Linked DNA regions of Mus musculus: region 2 is linked to region 1. A link is a loop called in an ENCODE intact Hi-C map of the cell type or tissue named here. Cell type or tissue: gastrocnemius. All regions are shown on one strand. Each heading gives the region's core, and the rest is flanking DNA. Links, peaks and the distances in the headings are about the cores only. Region 1 overlaps Gm28651 (a long non-coding RNA gene). Region 2 overlaps 3425401B19Rik (RIKEN cDNA 3425401B19 gene).

Region 1 (15,150 bases), core at 3,599-11,598:
GAGAGACTGTCTCCAAAATGAAAGAGGAACAAAAATGAAGTCAGACACTGGATGTTGACCTTCAGCCTCCACGAGCAGGTATACACATGTCCACACAGCCACACTCACAAGCTCTGAGGACTTGCTTATCTCTATCTCTGCAGAGCTGGGATCCAAGCATGTGCCACCACAGCCAGCTTGTATATGTGTGCAGGCAACAAACCCCAGTCCTCATGTGAGAGAGGGAGGGAGGGAGGGAGGGAGGGAGGGAGGGAGGGAGGGAGGGAGGCAGAGAGGGAGGAAGGGAGGGAGGGAGGCAGAGAGGGAGGGAGGGAGGCAGAGAGGGAGAGAGGGAGGGAGGGAGGGAGGGAGGGAGAGAGGGGGGGCAGAGAGGGAGAGAGGGAGAGAGGCAGAGAGGGAGAGAAGCAGAGAGGCAGAGAGGCAGAGAGGCAGAGAGGCAGAGAAGGAAAGGGAGAGAAAGAGAGGGAGAGGGAGAGGGAGAGAGGGAGAGAGAGAGAGAGGCAGAGGGGGAGAGGCAGGGAGGGAGAGAGAGAGGCAGAGGGAGAGAGGCAGAGAGGGAAAGGGAGAGGCAGAGAGGGAGAGGGAGGGGGAGAGGCAGAGAGGGAGGGGGAGGGGGAGGGAGAGGGGGAGGGAGAGGGGGAGAGGGAGAGACAGTTAGAGAAAAGGAGAGGAAGTGGAAGGAAGTCTTTACCACCATGGTGAAACAGCACAAGCATGTGGTCCAGGCTGGCACAGTATGGTCTGGGGAAAAGAAACAGGATGCTTCCTGGGGACAAGCTAAGCATTATGTCATTACAGTCGACAGAATTATAAACTACCAAGACTCAACAAAACTGGTCAATAAATTATAAATCAATAAGATTGCTGAGAATAAGAAGAATGAATACAAATCAATACCCCAGTACAGGGGAATGCCAGGACCAAGAAGCAGGAGTCGGTGGGTAGGGGTGCAGGGAAAAGGGAGGGTATAGGGAACTTTCGTGATAGCATTTGAAATGTATTTAAAGAAAATATAATAAATAAAAATAAATAAATAAATAATACAAATCAAGACTATCATAAATACAAACAATAATAATTTAAAAGTCGCATCCATTAGAATTTTTGTTGCTGTGACAAAATTCATAAGACAAGCAGTTTAAAGGGAGGAAGGATCTGTTTGAGGTCAGTGTCAGGGGCTTCATGGCTTCATTTATTCTGCACCATTAGTGACCAGCACCATGGGAGTGAATGACAGAGACTTTGGGCTGTGTAGTGAATCAGAGCCATAAAACCAGCATAGTATCAAAATGACTGCCTCATACTAGACTAATAGATTTCTCCTTTTTGTTCATTTGATTTTTTTTTTCGTTTGGTTGGTTTGTTTTGTTGTTGATGATGTTGCTTTGCTTTCAAGTCTTGCCCAAGCCGACCATGAACTCTCTCTCCCAATCCCCCTGCCTCAGCCTCCCATTTGCTGAAATAGTGACTTGTTCATGATAACTAGTTTCAGACTAAATATTGAAAGCAGAAAAAAAAAACAGCATAGCACATGTGTGTCAGCAACACAAATAACTGACAAATGTTAGCAGGATCTATAAAATAATATTTTAATATATGAAGAGGAGACATTGCAAGTATATTGCTAAGTTGCCATAGAGTCTCATTAATAGGCACTAATAGATGAAAAGAGTGAGCCAGTGCTCACTGCTCTCCAATTACACAGTGAATAGAATCCCTACCAAATACCAGTGGAATCGTTTAATGAAACAAGTATTTATAAAATAATTCCAAACTTAAAAAAATAAACAAGTGAGAAAGGTTGGAAGCAGTTTTCAAAAGCAGGGGGAGTCGGCTTGCCAAATTCTAAAGTGTGCTGTGAAGTTCCAACCATTAAGTGTTTCATTGGCAGGAGAATGTGCAAACAGATCAATAGAACAGGCTAAGCGTTCACAGAAGGGATGTCAAAGACGTGTAAGACTCAGAGAGTGATAGAGGGAACATCGCACACAAGGGGGAAGGAGTGGGTGAATCAACAAATAGTATTTTTATTTATGAAGGAAACCTCGGGGATGGGAGAAATAAACTCATGTCAGTAATTACTGCAACTGGGGTGTGGCCATGCTCGCAAAATCAACAACAGAAACAGCACACGGGAAAATGCTAACATACTAAGTCATGTTACCTATAAAGATTGTGTACATCTAGTATCAAAGATACCTCACTTCAAGTAGAGGTGAGAACATGGGTCCTAGGATATGGATCGCTGGTACAGCAGGTGTTTTTACCCAGACAGCCTTGGGTTCTATCTCTAACACTCAAAGAAAAAAGAAAGAAAATGAAAGTCCAGCTAGGACATGCTGGAAAGAGATTATTTTCAGCTAGCACACACAAAAGTAAATTGTCATATTATTTAAAGAACTGTCCCAAGTCAGATAAGAACCAACCAAAAATCTAGACACTAGTAGAAGCACAGACCGGACCTGAAGGCCCAGTGCACGGTGAGTAGATTGCAAATTTTGGCTGTTCCATCTGCACTGCGGTGGCAATGGAATGGAGTTTCCTTTCTTCTTGGTTTTAAGGTTGAGTATGACAATTCAGTAACACAGGCTCTGGTCGGGTGTAGTGGCGCACGTACTCAGCACTCGGCACTTACCACTCAGCACTCAGCACTTGGCACTCAGGTGGATCTCCTTGTGTTCAGGGCCACAGAGCTTTCTAGGTCTGCCAGGGACACATAGTGAGACTCTTTCTAAAACAAACCAGCAAACAAACACTTCTAATGAGTGCACAAATTTGGGAGCCTCAAAACATGTCTCTCTACTTAATAATTCCATTTCTTCACATCTAAGCTTTAAAAATGTGAGCACAGCCCCAGAAGATGGGAACCTGGCCATAGACAGCCCAGTGTTGCCATGCTCCAAATAAAACCCTCCACCTTTGACCAGCTTGATAAAGTCCACATTGACTCAGTCCTTTGGACAAAGGTTTGGGTTTTTGTTATTTTGTTTTCAGTGTATAGAAAATTGAGATCCAATACAATGACAAGATATACTGCAGAGAAATCCTTCACTTTCCGAAAAGTATCGTGTATGACAGTAGTAATTGGGCAGTGGACATGGGACAGATTAAGAGGAAAGGTTTGGGGAGACAACTGCTATGACACAGACTCTAACACTGTAGTTGTGACAGCCGGCTTTCCTGAAGATCAAAGGACAATGCTTTGAAGCGTTCTTACCGGAATCCTTACCCTCCAGAGAGTGGGCTGGGCCTCTCCTTAAGCGAGAGTCTCTGAGGCAGGATGAGGAGCTTCTCCCCAAAGCAGTGATGTTTCATCACCAGGTCAACCTCCCTAAACAAAGAGAAGAGGTTGGTGAGATGTCCAATGTATGTTTGTGTTTCTGTGTGTGTATCTGTGTCTGTATGTCTGTTGTGTGTCTATCTGTGTGAGTCTGTCTGTGTCTGTGTGTCTATGTGTCTCTGTGTGTCTCTGTGTGTGTGTCCTCATCCGTCTCTGCCTGTGTCACTGTGTGTGTCTGTGTCTGTGTCTCTATGTCTGCTGATACATACAATGCCAGTGCTCTCCTACTGAGCTCCACTCCCAGCCTCTCAACAGAATCTTGAAGTAAAATAGAAAAGATATTTATGTAGTCCTTCTGCTACTGACTTCTGTTACAGAAGAATTAGCCACCGTTCATTACGATAGTGATAATTATACAATACATAAAATATACTGTGTAGATCAAATATGCAATTAAATAATTATCATTTTATAAGCTTTTATGGGATGATGAGCAAGGTTAACTACAGAGGGAGATGGAAGCTTCTGTTTCATTCTTTCTCCCTTTTATTCAGGTCAGGATCCCAGCCTAGGAGCCGGAGCTACCCACAGTCATGATGTGTCTCCCACCTCAGCTAGACTTCTCCGAAAACATCCTTCCAGGCATGCCCACAGGCTTGTCTCCTGGGTGATTCTACGTCTTTTCAAATAGCGAGTGAGTGTTAACCATCTGTGTTATTTAGGTATTTGTCACCTTGACACAAGGCATGATTATCTGGGAAGAGGGAACCTCAATTGAGAAACGGTCGTAAGTAGGTGGAACATTGTCTTGATTGATGGTTGATGTGGGAGGGCACAGTCCACTGTGGGTGGGTGGTTCTACACCAAAGCAGGCTGAACAAGCCACGAGATGCAAATGCTTCAGTTCTTGCCTCCAGGTTCCTACCTTGAGTTCCTTACCTGGTTCCCCTTCATGAGCTGTGACCGGAACATAAAAGCCAGCCTTTTTCTCCCCAAGTTTTTGATCATAGTCTTTAGAAAGTAAATTAAGACACTATCACATTCAGCTTTCCATTACTATAACAAATACCTAAGATGGATCAAATTATAAAATCTCCATGAAAGGGCAGATTCACTGTTTCCAAGCCTCCAATAAGAATGTGGTATTCATACTTCCAAGGACTAGAAATTCTCCCACTGGGTTCTACATCTTTTGAGTCCTCACCTCGACAGTGCCAAGCTAGAGACCAAGCTTTTAACACCCAAGGAGTGCTCCATACTCAAACTGAGCAAGGGCTCCACTGAGGGAGTCCCCGAGCCTTGGCTTCAGGAATCAGAATCCTAGAGTGCTATTCTGGTAGAAATTAAGCTGTTTCTCCTAGGACATGGGATTTGACTTGAATGTCTGAGATGATTGCCTCAGGATGAGAGGATTCCTGCCTCCATTTTTAGCTGCCTGGAGCTCTTTTCTTCCACCATTCAGACAGGCTTCTTAGAGCAGAGAAACTTAAGCAATGTATCCAGCCTTCCATAGGTCATGGCACACATACAGCATACCACTGAACAGAGGGGTTACCTACAAGTTGAAGGTGACAGCTGCCCTTTCTTTTCCTCTGCTATCTCCCAGGAGAGATATACACATAGCAAACCATTGGAGCACATGCCGTTAACCCCAGCACTAGGGGACAGGGTGAGTCTCTATGAATTCAATACCAGCTTGATCTACATAGTGAGTTCTAGGCTAGCCAAGACTACATAATGAGAAACTGTCAAAGAAGAAAAAGGAAGGGGGGAGGGAGAGCAGGAGAGGGTAAGAAAGAGGAAGAAGAAAAGAACAAGAAAAACAAAAACAAGAAGAACTCTGTCTAGTTATCTTTCCTCCATCGCAGGGAGTGATCAAAGGCCTCGGGGCACCTGTTCTGAGAGCCTAGCTTTAGGTGTCTGAAGACCCAGAGCCAAAGCCTGGGGTGAACAGCAGGCCATTATTTATCTGTGATGTCTTCATACTCAGGGCCGCGCATGGTCAACCTGATGGAAAGTCTAGTTTTTCCTCTTGAGACTAGTGACAATCTCTTACCACTGCAACTGCGTGAGTTGGTGATTCAGGAGGGACTTGAAAGAAACCAACTTTGCTGATTTCTGTGGGCGTGGATGGACTGGATGTGGCTTGTGGTCAGACTGCATGGCTGTCACCCAGATGTACTTCCTCACATCATACAGAAAGAGATGAAGGTGAGAGTGAGGGCAGAGGTACCCTTCCACCTCTAACTGTGTTGCTTATTTCCCATTCCAAGCCTCAGTGAATGTCCCTGGGTCAAGTGAGAATATGCCAAAACCATTAGCAAACATCTATCACCATTAACAAATAGATTATAAACCAATACTAAAGAGTCAACTGCCAACACCATGACAATGCTTCCCACCAGCCTGGCCGTGATACTGCAGCGTTACTTACCCAAGGACCTCTGGGCTGGGTTTGCCCTAGACAGTAGAACACAGACCAAAGCCATACCTGGTAATGCCTCTGCTAGGCCAACACATAGGAACTTAAAGAACCCTAGGGTATCAGGCACAGCCTTGTACCAGCTCATCCCCCAAGGCCAATATCTAGTGGTCCTCATGATCTCCACCTCCATTTTCTGGGTATTTGTTCTAGGGTGGCCCTCTTTGTCACAGCCCTGGAGTTGTTTGCCCTCTGAGCCTATGGGAGCTATAAGAAGAAAGACTATAGGTAGAGGCCTTACATAGGTCATATACATAGGCTCAGAGATGTGAGAGCCTCTCTGGAAGCCCTGGGAGGTCTCAGCAGGTCAATCCTCTCTACAACCTTTCACATCACATCTGAGGCCAGAACAAGTACTTCCAAATCCTTTGGCTGTGGTTTGGGGGCCATTCCAGGTGCTTGGACATATTTAGTCACTGTCAGATCAACTCTACAACCATGAAAGCAATGCTCATTTCCCATAGTCATTTATCATGCATACAAGAGCAGCTAGAGTTCTGTCAGTGGTGCAGCAAAGTGGGTAGTAGGGCTCTGACCTGCTTGGCTTTTTCAACCCTGACCAGAACTAAAGCAATGACTTCTCTCAAAAACAAATGAACAAAAAAAAAAAAATCCAAGCACTTTGTTACAGTCAAGACTGTGATGACCAAAATATCAAGGGATAATACAGTGTGCCACTGAGAGTCCCCTTTGAGGGAGAAGCTGATAACCAAGTATTTAGGATGCTATTAGTAAGCAGCCCTTTTGAAGGCATCTCCATCCACTGACTGATGAAAGCCCAAGGATGAACAACTGGCCACTCCCACCCAACCCAAGACATTCTGCAGTCCCCTCTACCACAGCTCTCAGGGGTGTTGGCTGAGTCTCCCCCAATTAAGATCTTAGCTGATGTTTCCCTCTGTCCACACCTGCCCCTTGCCCTCATCTGGCCACAGGGTGGAGGCGTGGTTTCAAGAACCTTCATTCCTTGTCTTCTGAATCCAAGTCAGTATCTGAAGTCAGTGAGACATAATACAACATTTGTACGCTTTTCCATAGAACTGAAGGATCCTTGAAGTACATTTTAAATTGATTGTATATATGCATATAATATGTTTTGATCACATCTACTCCTTATTCCCTCTCCAACTCCTCCCCTATACCAACTACCACTACTCCATCCCAACTTTGTGTGTTCTCAGGACCACTGAGTCACCGAACGAGACTAAGTGCATGGCAGTATGTCAGTGAAAAGGACACAGGCAAAGCGATGGGTCACCTCCACTGCAAGTGCTATGGAATGAGTCTCATTGCTTGGAAAGGAGCCTGCTGGCCCCCAGCCTTCCCCAGCCACAAAGTGTATTCTCAGCAGCCTGCAAGGAGTGCCCACTCCCGACAGAAGTCTAGGACTCTCTGGGAAGAAACAGTAAGAGAGCCTCAGCCCTCAAAGAACCTCCAGGCTCCTGTCTACCAGTGTCTGTCACTGGTGCAAATGTGGGGAGCCTTGTGATCCCCAGGCCCGGCTGACAATGTTCCAAGTTACACCGAGCTCTCGCAGACTTTGCAGGAGAACCCTTCGCTCCAAACCACTAATGAACTCCTTCCAGCTCCAGCTTTAATTAGTTTTCATTGCAATATTAATGATCCCAACAAACCATTTCAACTTTGCTGGTGCACAGCTGGAATTCCTTTATTTGGCATTTGGTCTCTTTATAAGAGAATCCCAGGCGCCTCCTCCTCTCGGCTTGCCCCATCGAGGGGGAATAAGATCACACTCTTACTTTGCTTATCCCTTGGCCAGCCCAGGGACAGTAGCTTTAATAATTCTGAAGCTGGGAGCATTAAACACATCACAAACTGCCATACAAATAACATATAATATAACTCCAGGATTTTAATTACAGTGACTAATATATGTACCAACTCTGAAATCTCTACGGTACCATTAGGCCACATGCATGGACATTATTGGGAGGCTTAAAATGTGCACAAGGTGTGCCATTAGTTGATCCAAGACCTTCCAGGTCTAGAGTTTTCACCTGGGACTTGAAATTCATTTCTTGGGCAGTTTGAACCACCCAGCCAAAGGCAGTGCTTCTTTCATTAGTGGCGATGAAAAATGATTAAACTTTGTCTCCAGCTCAGGTCAGCTTGTGTTGAACATGTCTGGGCTCGATGGCAGAGCAGTGAGGAGTTCTAGGTGGGTTCCTCTGGCTCCTTATTTTTCTCTGAGGGAGAAAAGCAGCAGCAAACTGATATGAAACTGTGGACCCCCCCTGAAACTTGTCAGCCTGGCCTTGCTGGAAAGTGACCTGGACTTCTATGGGAATTTACCCAGTGTTCAGTGTGGGATCCTTCCAGACATATGGCAGGAGCTGAATTAGTCCCAGAATTAGTCCATTTGCTGTTGCTGAAACACAATGCCTGAGGCTGAGTATTTTGTAAAGCAAAGGAGTTTATTCACATTTTAGAAACTGAAAGTCCAGGATAGTGTCTCCATGTTTGAACGGTGGTGAGAGCCCCTCTGGGTGTTGTAGCATGGCAGAAAATAGGAAGAGAAGCAACAGTATCCAGAACAAGGCAAAGAATGCAGGTGACCTCACTAGTAACAATGAACTCTAATGAGAGCTGGCTCTTGAAACTAGAACGGATCTTTCTGAGGCTGGTATCCTATGGCCTAGTGATCGCCCACCAGACCCACCTCTTAAGGTACTTCACCACTTTTCAACACTACCATCCTGAGGACCAAGTATCCAGCACAGAAGCCATACTCAAACCATAGCAACCCCCACTGGGCCTTTCCAGTGAAAGACCAGCAACCTCAAAGACTAAAGAGCTTAGAGCACTCTGGTCTGGCATGGCTGACATCAGCACACAGCAGCCATGCTGTGGGATCAGCAGTAAGAAGCTCACGGTGACAGTACAATTCCAGAGGTGGAATCAACAGAAGTAGGTCCCAGACAGTGACTGAAAGGGTATCAGAGCAAGGAAAGCAAATTGGCCACACATAAGAGGGCATGGAAAGGGGGTGGTCACAGAATCTCACACTAGGGTGTAGAGCAGACCTTTCCAGAGTCCATGCTAGCAATGACAAAGCTTCTCCCACTCTCCTAGCAGTCGAAAATGTTTTTGCCCACAGCTTGGGACACAGCTCGTATCACAACCATTGACACAGAGACCATTGGCATGGCTTCCATATTTAAGAAGCTTCCATGACAAATTATCTGGGCAGGGGCTACAACAGAGACAAGTCTCCAGCCCAGGGTCTCTACATCCTCATCCTCAGAGGAGCATGGACTCACTGTGGCCAGAAGGCTATTCCTTATACGTGACCCTTCTCTGTAACCTCTGAAGCCCACTAGAAGGGGTAGCCTGGCTCCAGAAACCACCATAAGAACTGATTATCTCATTTCGCAGATCCTAGAAGTGGCCCTATAGCTCCTGGCAAGCTCCCCAAAACAGACCACAAAATGTAAGAGGATTAAGGGACCTATGTACAAAATGTTATAAAATATTTGTAAATAAAATACCATGTAATGTACCAGACCTACTTTATTCAATTATTATTTGATAATAAAATTATTAAACTATTATTTATCTATTTTCTGTGTGTGGCTTTTTTGCTCACATATATGTCTATGCGTGCATGTATGTGGTGCATGTCTGGTGCTTGTGGAGGCCAGAAGAGGGTGTTTGATTCTCTGGAACTGGAGTTACCAATAATCGTGAGTCTCCATGTGGATGCTGGGACTTGAACCTAGGTTATCTGGAAGAGTAGCCATTGCTCTTAGCCACCAACATCCAAGGAAAGAGAAACCTACCTGACATCTTGAAAAAATAAGCCAAAGCTGATTAGAGACTTACATAATGAACCAAAGCCATAAACATCCTTAGATCGGGACTAAATCACCCTCATCTAAAGCTAGACAGACGATGTTTGACTTGATCCCCAAAGCACCATCCATAAGTAGAAGAAAAAAGATAAGCACAAGCAATTATCAAAATAAAATCTGTCCATACAGAGCCTTAAAAGAATAAAGGGGCCTACAGAAAGCATCCAGATGTGTAAAAAAAAAAAAAAAAAAAAAAACCTTAAAAGCAATTAAAGAAATTTCTACACTCGAAAGGAAGCAAGTAACTTAGTCAAAGATGGACAGAGGTGAACACAACTCTTTTACCAAGAAAAGTGCATCCATACAGCTGCAAGCAAGGTCATATATGATTTCAGAATCACGGGGCATCTGCCAAGGAAGACACTGAACACTATCTATAAGACCAAGACAATGCGTGACAGAGAGGATCAGGTCCCTCGCATGCTGCCAGAGGTCATACAGGAAGTGGTGTGGCTGCTTGAAACTTCTTTACAAACTGTCTTCCATGGATAGTTGTATAAAAACATCTTCACACAGAACCCTGGACAAGGCAGCCTGGTTAGAGGCTTGGGAAGAGTGTGAATAATATGGAAACTGACCAATCCCAAAGAGGAGTGAAGGTGGAGAGGCACTGCAGAGCTCTGCTGACGAGGGCACAAGCTTGACACCTGCCACATCCATTTCTTGGATTCATCTAAGTCCATGTCCCAAAACACCTTTTTAAGTGCCACTGACAACTCGTGTGTATGTGACAGTTAAGTTCCTCTTGCTTCAGGGACTGTGAGTCCTCCTGTTGGGCACCCTCTAGGTGCCTTTCACTTCCTATCTGAGACTTTCTTCTGGTTCCAGGGCACCTGGACACAACTATGGGGCCCCAGTGAACACCCATACCACAAAGTCCCAAAGTACATGGGTATTTATTTATATCTAGGATCACCCTTGATCTATGGAAGGATGGGATTCAAATGATGAATGAACTCTATCTAAGCAAACCCCAGGGGGTTTTATGCTAGTTCAAAAAGCTACTAGGATATTTGTGCCAGATAGCATAGTATTCCTACATATTAGCTACAGAAAACCCCCAACTGCAACCTTGAACCGACTTTCACTGTATCTCGGTGCACTTCTCATCTTAAACACAACCTCCCTGGACTTTGTCCCAAATGCACTACCTGTCTCAAGCCTTTAGCTTAAGCTTTGATGAAGGTACCCAAGATGAGATAACTCGAAAGTCTTAACAAGTGCTAAGGTTGTCATGTTCCCTGCTGCCTTGTGGTAGAATTGGTCTCCTTGGAGCTACTGGTACCAACATGAGGAGATAATGATGGAGCAGGTATGGTGGGAAGGTGGGGTCTAGGCTCTGAGTCTGACCACGGTGAATATATAATCCAAGTGAGTGGTCAGAGCCATCAAATCTGGATGGCAAGTGATCTTCCAGGATCCAAGTCAAGGTCAAACCCTCAGGTGCAAGGCAGGTGAAGTAACAGAATCAAGAAACTTACTCGAACACTGCTCTGGAAGGCAGGGTATGACTAGCTTTCTATCCAAGGTCTCTGAACAAGCTGGCCCACCCTGGAGCGCCACTTGTCTCAAATGACTGGCATTGGGCGGGTTGGCACCTGACATCCAGGGACCCTGTAACCCATATAAGGAGTAAGATCTTGAGAAAGCAGGTGACATTTTTGCTTTGAGAGTAAGACAAGTCTCTGCCATGATAGCTGGCTTTGTAAGTGAGAGTTTGAACTACCCTGAAGGTAGTTTAAGCTACTGGTAATCACTCTAGAGGCAGAGGTATCGCTCACAAGAATAGGAGATTTAGTAAGGCCATGGCCTTCCTGATCCAACAGACTGGAAATTCATATTAGTTTCTTTAATTAGAAAAAATTTCATTAGAAACCTCTAGAAACATCATATACCCTGTTGAGTAAGGTAAAACATCATGCAGAAAAACATAAGTGCTAACAAACTTTTAAAAAGACAATAAATAAATAAATAAATAAATAAATAAATAAATAAATAAATAAATACCACTAGCCCAGGGGCATGAAACAGAACAGGAACCTTCTATCACATTTCATGAGTAACACCAAGTGCCTGAATAAAGCCCAATGGCCACTAGTCCATCCAGCCTTCCATCCACCCATTCACCTGTCTAGTCCTCCATCTGCCCATTCTTAGGTTTGATCACCACTTGCTTCCATCTATCCACCCACTTATCCATCTGTTCACTTATATATCCCTTCATTCACCGGGCTCTTACAGAGTTCCCCATCCACCCATCTACCCTTCCATCCATCTACCCCTCATCATCCATCTACCCATCTATCCACCCATCCACCACCCATCCACCTATCCACCCATCCACCCTTCCATCCATCTGCCCCTCCATCCATCCACCCAACCATTCATCCATCTGTCCATCTATTCTTTCTATGATTCATTTACCCATTCCTTCATTCAGCAGTCATTTTCAGTGTTCCCCATCCATTTATCCATCTGCCCATCCATCTATCCTTCCATTCCTTCATTCTGCAGGCCTTTGCAGAGTTCCAGGAACCCACATGGTGCTAGACCTTGAAAGATATCCATGACTGACACATCCTCATCCTCATGCAACTCATGGCCTCTGAGGAAATGGGCATCATACCCAGGACCCCTAGACAATAAAGTGATCCCACTGCCGTTTCGGTGCACCCCATATTTTCCTTATCGAATAGTATCGCAACTGTTTATTCTGGAACCTACAAACTCCATGACAGATTAACACCGTTGTACCACCTTAGAACTCTTTTGCGTGGATTAATGCACAGCCACCTAAGTAAGTAGGAAGTACAAAGCACAGGAAAAAGAAGACCCAGAGAGGTATCAAGTCAGTTTACCCAAGGTCACATAGGAAGTGCAACCTAAATACTTATGCCCTCTGTCATCACCTTTGTTATCCAGTAGGAGAGCAGGCTGGAGCTCTGTTTAGTGGGGAGGAAAGATCTCAGAACCTAGAGTAGTATCCGGCCATCCAGACCCTCAGCAATGTGATTCTGGGTAACCAGTCAAGTCTTAGAAATGAGTACAATGTACATCAGAGAAGGCAAAAATCCACAGTCTGCATCAGACAGAGGAAGACAGGAGATGGAGGGGGATGGGAGGGAAGAAGAGGGAGGGGCAGGGGCAAAGGAGAGAGCACCTGAAGACTATGGTCTGGGGTGCATGACTTGAAAGACGATCAGGGAGGCTCAGGCTCCTAGGGCAGGGCTAAATCAGAGGGCCCAACAGGAGTGTAAAATCACATTCAGGCCAGGGAGGTGGCAGACCCAGGGTTCCCAGCTGCTACAGGGACTGGGTACGGCCACCAGTGGGGAAAAGCCAACACATACAACTTAAAGGAGGAGGAGAAAATGAGGGCGTAAGTAAGAGGGTGCCAGCCAACGTGATGAGTAGAGGACATTGTCCCCACCTGAGCAACCACTTTCTAAGTGCCTCCTGCATGCATATACTGCATGCCACACCGCTCTAAGGGATCCAGCCTGGGACCCCAAACACTATTGTTGGATGGGTCTGTTCCTCCTCCTTTAACTGGGAAGGAAACTGAGCCTTTCCAAGTGTCCACGGCAACAGTGATGGGAAGAGTCTGCAAGCACCATAAGAGGATACCCAGGTCACCTGCTCTCAGCAAAGAACAGGGCAGAGTGACAGCTGATCAACTCTGTAAGCATCACGGTGGCAGGGTGCCAAGCTACAAATCATACCACATCATCAGGAGAGCCAGAGTAACCAGCAGGCGTCTCCACGTGCGTGGCCTGCTGACTCCAGCTGTCTTAGCTCAACCGGATCTATTGACCATTCAGTAATCCAGCCGATAGCTGGGCAGCTGACCCAGGAGCTCCACCACTGTCCAGCCCAAGATGACACCCAGCCTCCTCCCTAGCCCTGGGATTAGATGGTGTTAGTCACCATTAAAGAGCTGTCTTCAGAATCAGCACTGCCTAGGCAGGCTGAGACACCCCAGACACCAGGACAGAGGAGACAACAGGACGGAGGCACCCTGCACTCTCAGGATGGATCTATGTCTTGTGCTGTTTTTTTCAACCATCCTGGTTTGACTTACCTGTCAGTGATCATCGCAATAAATTTCATTTCTGACCCACTGCTGTGAATTGAATGGTGACCCCCACCTCCTCAAAAGCAAACAAACAAACAAAAAAAGTGTCCATAGCCTCGGGCCCAGACTCATGGACTATGACCTTACTTGGAGAAAGAGTCCCTGCAGGTGCGATTGCATTACTGAGACCGGCCCTAACCCCAGTGGTATGTGTGCTTTCATAAGCAGAAGTGTGGGGGCATCTGAGGGAGACAGAGAAGAAGTGGCACCTTTCCAGAGAGCTGGAGACTGAGGGGGCAGTGGGACCACCAGCTCTGGGAGAGGTAAAGAGGAGTCCTTGCATGGAGTCATGCGAACTTGCTTGATTCCCAGCTACCACTCTCCGTAATGTAAGGAAATACAACCTCTGAGCTGACTGCGTGTGGTCATTTACGGCAGCCACTGCATGGTTATCACACGTGGCTGGCAGCATCTGACCGAGTGAGCTGCTATTTGCAGGAGGACCTACAAGGCTGGCTGGGCCCGCTCTGTCTGTTCTTGGCGGGGAAGGGAATCCTGAGGTTACATCTGCCAGGGTGTGGAGCCCAGGGCAGGGGAAGATGAGAAATGGGTCTATTTATAAACAAATAGAGCCAGAGGGAGGGCACAGGGTCAAGAGAGGGCTTCACCAAGGTCAGAGGCCTGGCCCCAGGAGACAGGGGGACTATGCAGGGAAGAGCCAACACCAAGAGGAAGGCAGGGGCGGAGTCAGGGTACTCTGTACCTCTCAGAGTGCTGGGCCATGGTCCCTTTCTGAACAAGAATGCCCAGCCAGCTTCCAAGTCATATGTGGTGTTGGGCGAAAGGCAGGCTCCACTGGACTGGGCGTGAGCAGATTCTTTCCTGCTGTCTCATTGCTTCTCCAGGGGAGGAAGCAAGAGTGCCCTGGAGGGTGCCCCTCTGGGCCCAGTCTGTGGACCCTTGTGCCTGCCCTTCTTCCGCCGTTTTGAGGGGATCACCATCAGGGTAAGTGAACCACTGTGTCCTTAGGGTGGAGGGATTTAATGAGAGGAGTGATGTTCAGTCTGGGGTCACTGCACGAAGGACCTGGTGCCAGGCGGCTCTGCCTAGCACTGAGCAGATATGGGTGGGGAGATGCTCTGCTCTGAGGCTCCAGGGTTCCTGAGAGCCAGCTGCAGCTTTCCTCCACAACACCAGCAGCCTCTGGTCAGCTCAGCGTCTGGATTGGCTTTCAACCAGAACCTTCTATCCTGGAAGCACTTCTCTCTATAGCCGAAGAATTTTGGTATGGACTTACCTCCTCAGATCCAAGGATGGTGGGCTTAGTCAATGAATCCCCAGTTCTTACTCGATCCACTTCTTGGCTGTGTTTCCCACAGCAAGTCACTAATCTCTCTGAGTCTAGTCTGCACCGTGTGGCTAACAGGCCTGCTTCACTGAG
Region 2 (15,150 bases), core at 4,853-12,852, 51 kb after region 1:
AACTTTGTATGCCCAGAAGCTTGGAATCAAAAAAAATAAATCAATAAAACCCACTTGGATATAAAAATCATCTAATTTGGAACTCTTTGAGACTTCTGTGATTCTAGGCTTATCAGGGATGGAAAGAAATCTGTCCAAGTCGATTGGATAAGCAGAGTCATGGTGGAGTGTGAAATTTGCCCATTGTGTAACAGACAGCTTGTGCTGTGGATGCGAGGAAGACAGTTTGGGAAGCAAGTGAGATGCAGGAGTAGTGAAGCACACAGGCTGCCAGGACAGACACACGCTAAATATCAAGTCATGAGAGCCAGCAGTTGCAGGTCGGACAGCATTGTGACAGAGATAATCAGAGCCTGTCACAGAAGTATGTAATGCAGTGACTCTCAACCTTCCCTTTAATACAGTTCCTCAAGTTGTGGTGACCCCTGACCATAAAACTATTTTCATTGCTATTTCATAACTATAATTTTTCTACTGTTGTGAATTATAATGTAAATATCGGATATGCAGGATATCTGATATGAAACCCCTATGAAAGGGTCCTTGGACCCCAAAGAGGTGGGTGGAGACCCACAGGTTGAGAACTGCTGATATAATGGGCAGCGTGAAATGGCCTCGAGAAGTTGACACTTTGTTGGGACTGTAAATAATCCAGGGCTCTGAAGCACGTGCGTGAGCTAACCAGGTAGCAGACGCAAGATGGAAGAAAATAATTCCAGGATCAGAAAGTGAAAGCCTCAGGGTAGAGCCTTGTACGTTGACAAAGAGGAAAGGCCATGAGGGATGGATAATCCAACATGAGTATTCTTGGAAACTTGAAAGCCACTGAGGGTTCTAAACAAGAGGCTAACATATGCAACTTTATTTCTAGAGGCTGGGTAGAGGGTAGGACTATCTCCTGTATCCTGCAGTAGCCCACAGGAACCATGATAGGACCTGGTGTCAGGGAGTAGCATGGCGATAGATAGTAGCAAATGGGCTCAAGAGATCTTTAAAATGAGTCTCAGGGGTTGAGGCTCTAGAACAATGGGTAAGGAGGATCTGAGGTCAAATCCCCAGGCCCCATGTGACTGTAATTCCAGTGTACCTACAGTAAGATGGGAGGTAGAGATAAAATCCCAAGAAATTCCCAGGACAGCCAGTCTGGTACACACAGTACGAGTGGCAAACAAGTGACCTGACCCTTCAAACAAAGTGAGAGGAAGGAGTGACTCCTGGGATTGCCCTCTGATTGCCACATGGGCTCTGTGGCAAGCACACACCTGCACACACACACACACACACACACACACACACACACACACACATCTCAGGCCTAAGAAATGGAGAAAATGGGGGACTCTGGAAGAAGAAGAGAGGGGAGTTGCTTGTGTTTCTGAAGTTAGTGGAATTCCCAGAGACAGCACCTAGATGCTTTCAAAACACATGTGAGTTTGGAGGGAGAGAGCCACAGGTTTGGAGCTGGCTGGCAGGTGGCTGGAGCTTTGGGCTGGGGTCAGACATGCAGCTGGGCCTGGATACAGCCTGGGATATAGATGCTCAGATGTGAGCAAAGTCACAGTTACCAGGTTTCAGGGGTCATAGCCTGTGTCCCAGTGAGTCAAGTTCAGTTATCCATCCCCAGTAAGCCACTCCAAGGAACCACATTAATAGTGGAAAGCAGAAAAGGGAGTTTTACCCAATGTGGCACATTGGGAAAGGGAACAAAGATACCCGGCAACTTCCCCAACTCGGTCTTAGAGTATCCTGGCGTGAGGATAGTCTCAACAGAAAGAAAGAGATGTGTATGGCTGAACAGTGTGTCCAGGCGTGGTCCCAGCCCACCATGGCTTCAGCCCCAAGTCTCTTCTGCAAGACCATCTGATAAGTCATAAAATCTTTCTCCAGGAGACAAGTTCCTCCTCAGGGTGGCCCCAGGCCTTCAGCCATTTCTTCTTCCCACATAAGACACCTGAAAAAAACTTGAGGTCCATTCTTTTGATAGTCTGATAGCCAAAGAGGGGAGCAGGTGCCTCATTAGAATTTATTCATCCCTCCCAGGCAGGTGGGTTATGTCTATGTCCATGTTACAGAGCAAGGAGAGAACCGTTAGCTAAAAGCAGAAGAAACATACAGAAAGGAAGGGAAGGCAAAAAGTGGACCCGAGCAGGACAAGGAGGAGCCAAGGGAACTTGCGGGAAGCCAGCAGTCTTAAGTGTAGCCAGAAATTCAGTCAGACCAGCAGTCCCAGACCCTTGGAAGATTCATCCAGGAGCAACAAACAAAAGCCAACGGCAAAGCCTGTGAGATAAGGTTCTCCTCGGGAAAGGCAGGCGCAGCAGGCGCAGGAAGCGTGTAGGGAAACAGCTGCTTTGAAAGGTTGGGGCCCCGTGGAGAAATTCACCCCACCCCAGGTACATGTTCACTATGTCCCCCATGCATGCATCAGCTCCTATTCTCACACAGCTCAGCCCTGCACAGCGTGTCCTGTCACCCCAATCATGTGCCAGAGGACTCACGAGCCTAGGTGGGCTTCTTTCAAATGGCTCCTAGGAGTGAACAAGGTGCTGCCATGGCCAGTGGAGACTATCCCAGCAGCCATGACAATGAACCTATGAGGCAGGTGAGTCAGGGGAGGTCTAAGCACAGAATGGCAGGGCCTCCACATACTGACAATAAGCGCCACCATGTCATTCTCGCCTAGGTCATGTCTATGTACGGCAGTAGCTGGCTTGAACTCCCCTCCCTGCTGTACTTCAGAGGAGCTGCTGGCCATGCAATGCATTTTATTTGGTGATATAAATTAGTCAATCCAATCTTTTCAGATGCTCTTGGGGCCTAAAGTCAGGTCCCTTTGTCACCAAACTCACTATCATCTTGCTCTTTCAACCATTTGCATTTGTGCGTGCCTTGGTTTGCTTGGGTTAGGGTCTAAATCATGATACTCAGTTGAAAGTGTTGCCACATCCGTGTTGGTGTGCTCAGCATGCAGGCATATAATATCCTCTTTCCAGGTTCAAAGAACCTTCTAGCTTGTGAGAGAAAGAATCAATCATCAATTTGTAGAACATATGGATCCTGATATCTGATCTGTCACAGCGCAGTGTGCTCTGGGAAAAGCAACGGCAGCATGCTGTGGGAACAGGAAAGAGACCCATCAAAGCCAGCTGGGGAGTCGAGATGGGCCTCGCCGTATGGCAGTACACACAAAGTGCCTCTCTGATTCTCTAAAGAAATATGCTCCCCAAATTTGAGTTATTATGATTATTAATATTATTAATAAACTAGCTTAGGCTAGATTAATATCCAGGAGCTACAATCTGGAGAAGGTCTGGAGGAAGCCCCAAGGGTCTGCCTTTAGGATTTGCACAGTGGCTTTATTTTAATTAGTTTACCTTCATCCTGAGCACGCTGGAAACCCTCCTGGGCAGCTTTGGGGTTCTTTTAGCTGTCAGAATAGATACTCACACCTCCTGCCAACAATAAATCGAACACCGCAGCTGTCTGCTGAGTGGACTTGAATTGGCTGTTCTACGTCCCTTTACTGCAAAAACTAAGTTACCAACTTAGTTGGGAAGGGGCCTTTGCCCAGATTTTACTAGGAAAGAAGAGGTTCAGAACTGGTTCACTCCTGTCAGAAATCCCTCGTAGGCTTACCAGGAGTTCAGAGAGATTCTTTAGACCACCAGCAAGTTCATGGATTTGGGGAAGAATATATATTAACTATGTATTGTTTTTTTTTTTACCAAAAAGTATCTATATTTAGATTTCAATGCATTTTAATGTAAATATAAAGGATTGTCAGCCAACTACCTTATAAGCTGTACTATTGACACTTGAAGACAGTTCTTCTATTGAGGTTCTGCCTCTTGTTTCACTGAAAACATATTTTCCTCTTCATTCTAGATGGGCAGTGATGACAGCAAATCTCAGCACGCAAACATGTTTGAAAAACACAGATCCTAAAAGCCAGGCCCCTGCAGCCCCACTGCCGTAACAGGTAGGTGAGTAAGTCAGCATTCCATCACCATAGCAAACATCAGAGATGATTGACTCAAGAAGGAAAAAGTCCGTTTTGGCTCATTTGAGTGTTGGTTCCATGGATTTAACACTGTAGAGAAGAATGTCATGGAGAGTAGGTAGGGAAGGTAGTGGCTCACTTCACTGCAGCCTGTTAGCAGTGTGGAGGAGGGCCACCGGCTTCCCGCTACACCACACCTTCTCAGCTTTTAACATTTTCCAGTAGTTTCAAACTGGAGATTGGGGGAGGGGGATACCAGGTCCAAATCAGAGCCCAGTGGAGCCAACCCAAAAGTCTGCATCAGGAAATACCTTCTGCAGTTTACAAATGGGCCAAAGGTACTGCTGGGGAGGGCAGGATTGCAGCCTGTGCAATGACTATCCCATTTGACTCCAGGGATCATCCAGAATTGAAGAAATCCTCTGAATAAAGCTGGTGCGCAGAAGCCATGTGGGTTTTTCCTGAGCATCAGTGAGCATCTCCCCTGTCTGTGTGGAACCACACTGAACCCAAGATCAGGTAAGGTTACGTGCAAGAACCTGAACATACAAAAGAAAATGGTTCCGTGTGAGAAGGAGACTCATGACACCTGTGTTAGTACATGCCGGCAATCCCAGCACTTGGTGGGTGGAGACAAGAGGTTCAAGGTCATTCTGGGCTATATGAGAACTGGTCTCAAAAAAACAGAATATGGTGCTCAGGTTAGAGGCTGAAGTTCGTGGAGAGCACCCTGAGAGTTCTCCTCCTGAGAACTCCCTAGCATGTGTCAGCGCCTGAGCATCTCCAGGACAAACGGCAATGGATGCGTGTCCCCTAGTCATGCAGTCTGAGGAGTTCAGCAGGCACCTTGACTATTACATAAAGCTCAGGGGTATTACAGTAAACAAGGTGATCCAGAAACAAAAGGACAAAATACTGCAAGATTACAAAGCAGAACTGAGGGCTGGGAGATTCGGTAGGTGGCAGAGCAAAGCCCAGCAACATAAAAATATAAAGGCGTATCCCTGCAAGCGTAGTGCTGGGCAGCAGTGGCAGGAGGATGGTCAGTCCGTAAGCTTACACAGCCCTCTCATCTCAAAGAAACAAATCAGAAAAAAGCAAGTGAGATAGAGAAGGTGGGAAATAGGAGAGAGATGACCAGGGAGATGGCACTTTATGGACAGAGTGTCACTTTTATAAGCTTGAACCGAGCTGGAAAGGGATAGCAATAGGATCGCTACCGCAAGTGTGTGCTCGATGTAGTTAAGACGGAAAACTTTATATCGCGTCTATTTCACCAAAGCTTTTAAAGTAGAGAATGTGAAGAGTGGTTGAGCTGAGGAACAGGCAGGATGAGGGGAGAGCCAGGGATCATGGAATCACTCAGAAAGAATGGAAGCCAGTCTCCTGACAGCAGTGCGCAGTGATGACGCTTCTGGAGCCCAGGGAGGAGCCACAGTCGCAGCGCAGCCACCGTTGCAGGAAGGAGGCAGGAGGGAGGAGCATCTTCTGGGTGGGGCTCTGAGATGAGTGGCAACCTGTGAACAGACTGCCCCATGCGCCTAAGCTCCAGGTGCACACTGTATATATAACATGTGCACGAGGAACAAGGAAGCAATGAGACTAAGAAGGGACAGCCCAATGGAAGGTCAGAGAAGGACTCTGCAAACATAACCCACCTGAACGTTAGGCTCTGCAGAACAAAAGCAGTAAGATTCCAAATGATAGACACACCACCTCGGAACTAGCCCCAGCACATTTCTAAAGTCAGCATGGTTAACTACAGGCACCATACTCCACAGGACAGCTCTGGGCCTTATTCTCATGAAAAGAATCAAAACTTTAGGGGCTGACAAGATGGCTCAGTAGGTAAAGGCATTTGTCACAAAGCCTGACTGACAGCCTGAGCTTGACGCCCTGTACTCGTGTGACTGAAGAAGAGAACAGACTCCCGAAAGCTTGACTTCTTGTCCCCACACATACATGGTGGCACCTACATGCTTACACACAAAAGAGAAGAAAGAAGAAGAAGGAGAAATAAATAATTAAAACTTTGCTTTCCATTCTGTTTTGTTTCTAGGAATTTGATTTTTTTTAGATTCCTCACATAAATGGGATCCCATCACTTATTCATCTTCTGTGCCTGGTTTCTCACACTTAGCACAATGTCCTCTAGCTTCAGCTATGTGGTCACTAACATCAGGCCTTCCTTTGTTTTTAAGCATGCACAATGTTCTAATGTGTGCATGCCACATTCCCCTATTCATTCACGTGTCCGTGAATATTTAGGCTGCTTCCATGTTTGGTCTGTTGATAATAGTGTTACCCAGAGAGAGCCATGTCTCTGTAGGCCCTGGCTGCATCACGCTGGCTATATACACTTGGCTATATTGAGGAACTCTTATGACAGTGACTGTAATGATTATGGTGCTTATAAAGACTAACTCACATCTCTTTTTTTAGGTATTTTCTTCATTTACATTTCCAATGCTATCCCAAAAATCCCCCCATACCCTCCCCCCACTCCCACTTCTTGGCCCTGGGGTTCCCCTGTACTGAGGTATATAAAGCTTGCAAGACCGATGGGCCTCTCTTTCCAATGGTCGCCAACTAGGCCATCTTCTGATACATATGCAGCTAGAAACACAAGCTCTGGGGGGAGGGGGTACTGGTTAGTTCATATTGTTGTTCCACCTATAGGGTTGCAGACCCCTTTAGCTCCTTGGGTACTTTCTCTAGCTCCTCCACTGGGGGCCCTGTGATCCATCCAATGGCTGACTGTGAGCATCCACTTCTGTGTTTGCTAGACCCCAGCATAGCCTCACAAGAGACAGCTATATCTGGGTCCTTTCAGCAAAATCTTGCTAGTGTATGCAATGGTGTCAGCGTTTGGAGGCTGATTATGGGATGGATCCCCGGGTATGGCAGTCTCTAGATGGTTCATCCTTTCGTCTCAGTTCCAAACTTTGTCTCTGTAACCCCTTCCACGGGTGTTTTGTTCCCAGTTCTAAGAAGGGGCAAAGTGTCCACATTTTGGTCTTTGTTCTTCTTGAGTTTCATGTGTTTTGCAGATTGTATCTTGTATCTTGAGTATTCTAAGTTTCTGGGCTAATATCCACTTATCAGTGAGTACATATCATGTGAGTTCTTTTGTGATTGGGACTAACTCATATCTTAATGTACTTATTTTATTTTATGTGTATGAGGATTTTGCCTGTATGTCCATCACAGGTATGCCTGGTGCCTGCAGAGGTCAGAAGAGGTCATCAGATCCTTAGAACAGAAGTTACAGACAGTTGTGAGATGCCCTGTAGGTACTGGAAACCCAGGCTCTGTTCTCCTGTTAGAACAACCTATACTCTAACCACTGAGCCATCACTCCAGTCCCTAATTTACACTGTTAATCGCAGTGGGAAGTGGCTTTCTTTCCCTTCATCGCTTTATTTTTCATTTTATTTATTTTCTGGGCTGTATGTATAGATATGCACATGCCATGATTCTGAGTAGGGGGGTCAGAGGCTAGCTAGTGAGAGATGGTTCTCTTCTTTCACCATGTGGGTCCTGGGACTAAGCTCGGGTCAGCAGCCTTGCCGGCATGAACTTTACCTCCTGAGCTGTCTCCCCACACACCTCTTTGGGTCATTGTTGGTTGGTTTTTCACTAGTTAACCTAACACAAGCCCCCATCCTCACTATGATTTTAACTTATGCTTCCCAGACAATTAGTGCCGCTGAGCAGGTGTTGCTATGCCTATTCACCATTACATAGGCATTCCTTACATGCTTTTGATGTTGATTCTTTACAGGATACACAGTTGCCTTCTTATCCTGGTGATGATTTCCTTTGCTACATAGAAGCCTTTTAGTTTGATGTAGTCACACGCAGCCATTTCGCCATATCCCCTCAATCATCTTTCCTCTCAAGGCCTTGAACTGCTTAGATGGTATTCACTGAATGACACAAGATAATCTGCTTTGCCTGAAGTCTACTTTTTTTTAATGCTAATCACATCCAAGAAATACTGTCATGACAATGAACTGCTAACCAAAAATAGTGCACTTGAAGTTGACACACGAAGTTCACTACAGGTACACACATTTATCCATTTAAGACTGACAGTTGTATAGATTAGTTAAGCTGCGGATCCTATTCACATCACGTACCTCTTCCGTTTACAGAGAGAAAAAAGAACATCCAGCTGCCATTGTAACTAACTGGTCATCTCAAAGCCCCACCTTGGGACAGGTGGGTTTCTCTTAACCCTCACCGGCATCTCACAGAACCGCACCTAACAGCTGACAGACACGTCCAAACAGAAGCTGACGGAGACAGTCCTACGGAAGCTGACAGATGATGCAGGGAAACAAAAAATGCACAGACGGGTTCAGTGATACCTCCAGCATCGGCAGTGTGCTGGATGAAGCAGACAGGGAGGTGAGCAACCTCACAGACAGGGCATTCCGAAGTCTGTGCATCTCGGAGGACACATCCTTCCATGACTCTGACCTGGCCCTGTCCCCAGATGTCACCAGCCAGGTGTCGGGGACTTTTCACCAGGAAACAGTGGGCCATGCCAACAGGAAAAGTGGGATTTGGAGCCAGCTTCCATCTCAAGGCACAGAGCATTCTGGCTGGGCAGCCACCTTCCAACAGCAACCCAAGTACGTTCAGGGCGAAGAAAAGTACCCCAAAACCAGTCCTCTGCCAACCCCAGTCCAGAGGAGACTGGAGGTGCCCATTTCAGGCTTGAGGAGCAGCAGCAAACCCATCTCCAAAGTCTCATCACTCATTAGATCCTTTGACAGGACAGAGACTCAATCTTGTGACAGCCGGCCTCCTCCCAGCAAGCCTCCGGCTCTCAAAAATCCCCCCAAGTTTGCACATCCCCCAGAAAGTGGTGTCAACTTCTGCTTCGATTCGGCCTTTCTGACCGTCAGGAGGGTGCCTGCTGAAGTCTCCAACACCCATCAGGGCAGCCATCAGTCTGGCAGGGCTCCTGGAGAACAAGAGTCTCCCAAGAACCCAGAAATAGCCTCTCACAGCTCAGACAGCCTCCTCCGGACACCTGACCATGTGGCTGGCTCATTTGAGCCAAGGTATCCCTCTCCACCTCTCAAGCCAGCCACAGCTGAGCCAGGAAGAGGGAAGGAGTGGATTCCAAGGAGGACTTTTCTGCACAGTGAAAACAGTGCCTTTGAGTCGTGGGACACCCACCAACCAAAGCTCCGGGAGAGAAAGGACATTGCTGAAACCACCCCAGAAAGCAAAGCCCCCAAACATTATGAAGACATGCCTTTGCTAAAGGAGCCCTACCCTGCAGAGTCCAAAGGCTCCCCCTACCAGGCCCGAGCTAACTGTGCCCAGGAAGAGAACAGGTCACCGTCAGGGAGCCAATCCACATCTGGAGCCTGGGGTGCCAGGGATCCAGGATCCCAGCTATTCCCTGTAGAGGGGAATGCTTCACAGATTGACCCTCAGGTGAAGCGGAGTAAGGCCCCATGGAGGAAGCCAAAGACTGGCAAAGGAGGGACAGATGGTCCACCTGATGCTTTGGAAGACAAGAAACAGCCCAATAGGAGAGGTCTACCTCTGTATTCAAAACTTAACCCTCAGGGTCAACTTCCAGAAAACGGTGTTCTAGACATGCCAGAAGAGTCCAATGACCATTACAATCCCCCTTTTAACATCAGCAAACTCCTCACCCCAATTATATCTACAAAGCATGTCCTGGAAACTTCAGACACCCAACCAGTGGAAATAAGCCCATCCCCTCCAGGACAGCTAAATGGATACCAGGAGAAGGAGTCCAGTGAGGCTCAGTCTCGGGATAGCTACAAATCCAAAGCGCCCAGCCTGCTGTTCAACCTAAAAGATGTTCGGAAACGTGTCAAGAGTACATACAGCCCCTTGCCTCTCTTAAAAGGCTTTGATGAGAAAACCAGAGGTAAACTTGATAGCAAGCAAGAACCTCTGAGCAATGGGGTCACCCTTCCCGATGGGCTTGAAGAAAACCCTCCCACAGAGCTCTTGCCAGATAATGTCCCTGGTGTTTTGCACAGCAGCACCCAGAAGGATCCTGCTATCAACTCTAGAGAATCCTTTGCAGTCAGCCACCCGACCTTCAGTTCACCTTCAGCTAGCTCCCAAACCCACTTCTGTGTCAATGGGGAAGCTGCAGAAAGTAACAGTAATGAGAAGGAAGAAGCCAACGGAGAGTCAGAGCTGGATCCCTCCAAGGGTGGCGGGCATCCAGACTGCAGGGAAAACCTTCCTCGGAAACATCTCTCCCTGAAACTCTTCAACAGGGAGTCTGAAATGGGACCGGCTATGGCGGAAATGAAGCCCCACCAGCTAGAGAATGGGCTCTCGAGATCTGTCTCCCAGGAGACAGAGACTGAGCGAGAAACGGGGTTCCAGAGTCTACCCTTGAACCAGAAGTTCTCCCCAGGACCCCTTTCCCCTGAGGAGGAGGATGTGTTTTACAGCGACAGCCAGTCTGATTTTACTCCGTGCCGCCAAACAAAGGCTAAATTCAGCACCAGCTCCTCAGACCAATCCTTTGCTTCTTTTGAAGATCAGCAGAAGGTATGCTTTACAGAAGGCCCCCAGGAAGACAGGAAGAGCCATGTGAGTGCAGGTGACAAGCAGAGGGACGAGACGGCGGTGGAGAAAGAAGAGTCACAGCAATGTGCCTCACGTAATGAACACAGAGGTGTGGACGAGCAGAGACAGGAGGAAATACAAAGAAAAGCACAAGGTGTTTCAGGAGGAAGACCCAGGAAAGCATCCGCAGAGGACCTCAGTGCCAGAGGCTCGTGGATGGGGGCTGATAAGGACACAGCTCATACACACGCCAAGGACCCAACCCCCTTGCCAGCCTCTACCAACAAGCACAGACTGTTCCCAATTAAAGACAACACACTCAGGGCCACCCCGGTGATAAAGCCTATTATTCTGCCTCTCCTGAGGACAGTCTCCTCAGAGGACTCACTGAGCAGTGGACACCAAGAGAATGAATTGCCAAAGCAACTGTGGGGCGAAGATGCTGGCGGCCTTAGTGCTTCAGAAAGCCAAGAAATGCCTAACACCCCACTCTCCAATAACGACGTGCCGGGCACCCAGCACAGGTGTATGGTGTGTGAGGACGTGCAGGAAGACCCGGTACACACCGCAGCCCAGGATGAGACTTCTCAGCAAACCCGGAAGGGGAGTTTCTCTTTTCTACCACCGGTGGAAGAGGAAAACAGAATGAAACCATCCCCAGATACGGCAGGTGAAGGGCTAGCACAAGAGAAAAGCAAATCAGCAGACTTGGGGAAACTGGGGGTTCCACAGCGTATCCCCACTATCGCTTTACTCCCGGATGACTTAGAAGACTCGCCCCCATCGCTACCACAACATACCTATTGGGAAGAACAAGGTTTCAAAGGCCACTTTTTGTCTGCACCGAGAGCAGGACCGTCTGGAAGAAGGCTTGTCCCCAGTGAGGCAGAGACTTCCCCCAACCCCAGCTCTCTAGGAGAGAGCAGCACTTGCTCTCCCGCAGCCAGCAGTATTTGGGAAGAGGCTTCCCAGGCCGCTGGGGAACACTGGCAGCGCCAAGAGCCTCCTGGCCCCAACCCCTGGGCCAGCCCGGGCCCTACGGGGCTAACTCGGAGGGAGGACATGACCCATGGCCTCACATGGGAAGCTGAAGGTTCGGATCCCTCAGATTTCAGGGCCCTCTCTCCGAGAGGCATTTTGCTAGCTGATGCTGCTGAGAAACCTGAGCCCCCTGCTCTGCTGGAGAAGGCGGCAGGCAAGCCCCCTGCAGTCCCTCCCAAGACGGAGAAGGCCCTGCGCAGGGCGAAGAAGCTGGCAAGCAAGAGGAGGAAGAGTGATCAGTTGCTGGAGAAGCATACGGAGGCCTGGGAGGGCAAGTCCTTCACAGAGGACACTCAGGGGACAGAGCGAAGGCCTGTGTCTCCTGGAAAGGGGCCTCGGCCCAGGTTCCCTGCCATTCGCTCCTTGCCCCCGCCCACGCACCGCCACTCAGTGTCCTGTGGCTGGGAGCCCACAGGGAGGCGGCCTTGGGGACCCCAGTCCCTCACGCCTCTTCCCCCTTACCCCGCCACCCAGAAGGTGCTCCAGGATCCCCAGTCAGGACAATACTTCGTCTTCGACGTGCCTCTCCAAGTGAAAATCAAGACTTTCTATGACCCTGAGACTGGCAAGTATGTCAAGGTCTCTGTCCCATCCTCTGAGGAGGCCTCCTCAGAGCCACCTCTGCAGGATGCCCTGGCTGCTCCCTACCTACTGTACCCCGGCTTCCGGCCAGTGCCTGTGACTTCCGTGATGCCCCTGCGCTGCTCCTCTCAGCTTGCAGCCCCCACCTTTCTCAGGCAGGGTTCTGGCCATAGGCCCCAGAGTTCCCAGGGCAGTCGACTGCAGCCACCCCCTGAACGGCTGGGCGAGTCTACCCAGCATGCCTCTGGCCAGTGCCCCCGTGGGCCTTCCCATAGTCCAGAGAAAGAGAGTGCAGAAGCTCCAAGACTAAGTATCATCTCCACAGACGACCTAGAGGACTTTGCCACAGAGGGTGTTTCTTGAGAATTGCAGCAGACTGATCTCCTCCACTCTCACAAACAAGAAAGGCTTACAGTCACAGACCCTCTCCAACAGTGTATCTATCTATCTATCTATCTATCTATCTATCTATCTATCTATCTATCTATCTATCTATCATCTATCTAGACACACATACACACACACACATTTCAACTCATACTTAGCCATTTGAGATCCCTATAGTCCAAAAAGAACTGGGGACCCCTGTAGGCTCCTTAAGGCCAAGATTCACTCCCCTCTTCCCAGTCATCTCGATGCTTCTCTGATCCTGCAGTGGAGGGGGGGGGCGCAAGGGGGAGGGACATGGCACGGGACATCCATCAGCCATCCTAAGATTCTCCTTCTCAAGGGTTGGCCTCCTCAAAGAAGTTCCCAGAAATGCTGAACCCTGCAGCAAGGTGGGAAGTATCGCGCCACACCCAACCTGGGGTCAAGCATAGCACATAGCAACAGAGTTTTAGGTCCTCTCAGGTGGCACTGGCTAAGAGCAGACCCAAGGCAATCTTGCAGAAGTGATCACTTGCAGAGAGGGTTTTCCTCGTGGTGGGAACTTTGTCTCCAAAGAAGATCTTCTGATAAAGCAAAAGTTAACATTTAAAATGTGAAACAAGTTTGCCAGTGTGGTCCTGTCCCTGGACTCTTGTCTTTCTTCTGTGTGGGTTCTCAACTAGAAGGTAAAAGGGGTCATGAACCCTGCAGCCCCCTCCCCGGGAGCTGCCAAGACCCTCTTCCTCCTTCAACCCCTACCCTGTACTTTCTCAGTCCAGGTCTGTAGCTCCTGCAGGGGATACAGATGATGGTCACAGCAAATGAGATGAACTGAGGAAACCAAGTCAGACATTACTGACTGGTTCCTGTGTCCTCCTCTCAAATGGGAAGACAGAAGGGACCAGATACAATCGACCACCCTCCTGCAGTTCACAGGATTGGCATCCACACTGGGAATGGGAAGTTTGAGCATAGCTCACCATGTCTTTTAAAAAAAAACAAAAAACAAAAAACAGGATTTGAAGCAATATTCTGAGTCAGGATTTGAGTTCAGGATTTTGTATCAAATTATTTTCCTAGCAAGTGAAGCCACACCTGACTTCCATGATGGAAATGCCCCCAGAGACTCCCACTTACCCATGCCTCTCTATTTGGCTACTACACTTGTCAGACCAGAACTCCTGGTCAGAAGTTCAAGTCACTTGCCCCACAAATATGCCTCACCCAAGACAATAGCAAGAGATAAGACAGATGTGTTTGTGTGATGCCACCAAGTCACCTCCAGGGTCCTCTCTGCTACATTATCATCTGACTAGGATATTTTTTAAAAATCTCATTTTGAAAGTCTCAAGTCCCCTAGAAAAGAAGTACCTAACCAAAGAGTCTGGGGCTTAACACTCACTATTGTTAGAGGGGAAATGGCTAGGACAATTTGGGGAAAGCCGTCTTGGAGGCAGTATTGACAGAGCTATAAACAGACGCCAAAAGCTCATCAGAAGGGTGTTTAGAGGTCAGGGTTAACGCCCCTTGGATTTAGTAGAGGAGTGGGGCTCAGGCAGACGATGGGGTCTACTCACATTGGGAAGAAGGTCATGTCATGGAGTCCTGGAGCCCAGCAAGCCCGTCCTCACTCACAGCAAAGCATCCGTGGTCCTGCATTCAGAGGGTAGCTTGGGGAATAAAAGGTAAGTCTCCACCAACTCACTGGCCAGTGATCTCTTTCAGCCTCTCCCTGTCAAGGGGAAATGACAATGCTCACTTATCCTCTGTTTCTTCTTTCCCTTTCCCTTTCCCTTTCCCTTTCCCTTTCCCTTTCCCTTTGCTTCCCTTTCCTTTCCCTTCCCCTTCCCCTTCCCCTTCCCCTTTCCCTTTCCCTTTCCTTTTTCCTTCCCCTTCCCTTTTCCCTTTCCCTTCCCCTTTCCCTTTCCCTTTCCCTTTCCCCTTCCCCTTCCCCTTCCCCTTCCCTTTCCCTTTCCCCTTCCCTTCCCCTTCCCCTTTCCCTTTCCTTTTCCCTTTCCCCTTCCCCTTCCCTTTCCCTTTCCCTTCCCTTTCCCTTTCCCTTTCCCTTTCCCCTTCCCTTCCCTTCCCTTTCCCTTTCCCTTTCCCTTTCCCTTTCCCTTTCCCTTTCCCTTCCCTTCCCTTTCCTTTCCTTTCCCTTTCCCTTTCCCTTTCCCTTTCCCTTTCCCTTCCCTTTCTCTTTCCCTTTCCCTTTTCCCTTCCCTTTCCCTTCCCTTCCCTTCCCTTCCTTTCCCTTCCCTTTCTTTCTTTTCTTTCCTTCTTTCTTCCATCCTTCTGTCTTTCCTTTTTTCTTTCTTTCTGCCTGCCTGCCTGTGTGTGTGTCTCTCTTTCCTTCCTCTATCCCTCCTTTTCTCCTGCCTTCTTTTCTTCCTTTTTTCCTCTCTTCCTCCTTCCTTTTTGCAAATCTTTGCACTATGATAGATACTTCAATTGGACACCAAAATTGTCATGGTAAAATTTGGTCTCTGTACACTTGGAGTTCCAGTATAACAGACAAGGAAGACAATTACCATCCCGTATGTTCAGGAATTTAGAGGTAGCTCTGAGGAGCACCCTAC

What was found. Hi-C counts contacts between places; a loop is a spot of excess contacts. Peaks named below come from ENCODE experiments on the same cell type or tissue, not always from the same donor. Only the 100,000 strongest peaks of a DNase experiment are listed, where the experiment ranks them.
Region 2: a loop joins it to region 1, with 4 times the contacts of the local background. A loop is called at or near these places in 3 of 42 quality-filtered maps.

Annotation. Positions count from the first base shown.
Region 1 is chr14:32,707,215-32,722,364 of GRCm38, reverse strand. Gm28651 (a long non-coding RNA gene) reads right to left here. Exons shown (of 5, transcript XR_874509.3): 2 at 3,230-3,331; 3 at 2,636-2,731. It also overlaps a transcript of 3425401B19Rik not described here. Among named protein-coding and RNA genes, the nearest start is that of Gm28651, 29 kb to the right of the region's middle. In gastrocnemius, for the core only: a CTCF peak has its summit at 6,698; no DNase peak of the experiment used is centred there.
Region 2 is chr14:32,657,186-32,672,335 of GRCm38, reverse strand. It overlaps 3425401B19Rik (RIKEN cDNA 3425401B19 gene), which reads left to right. Exons shown (of 4, transcript NM_001195097.1): 2 at 3,886-3,979; 3 at 4,397-4,519; 4 at 8,158-13,217. The coding sequence starts at 8,330. The coding sequence ends at 12,568. Among named protein-coding and RNA genes, the nearest start is that of 3425401B19Rik, 21 kb to the left of the region's middle. In gastrocnemius, for the core only: no CTCF peak of the experiment used is centred there; no DNase peak of the experiment used is centred there; H3K4me3 peaks cover 831 bases; H3K27ac peaks cover 3,862 bases.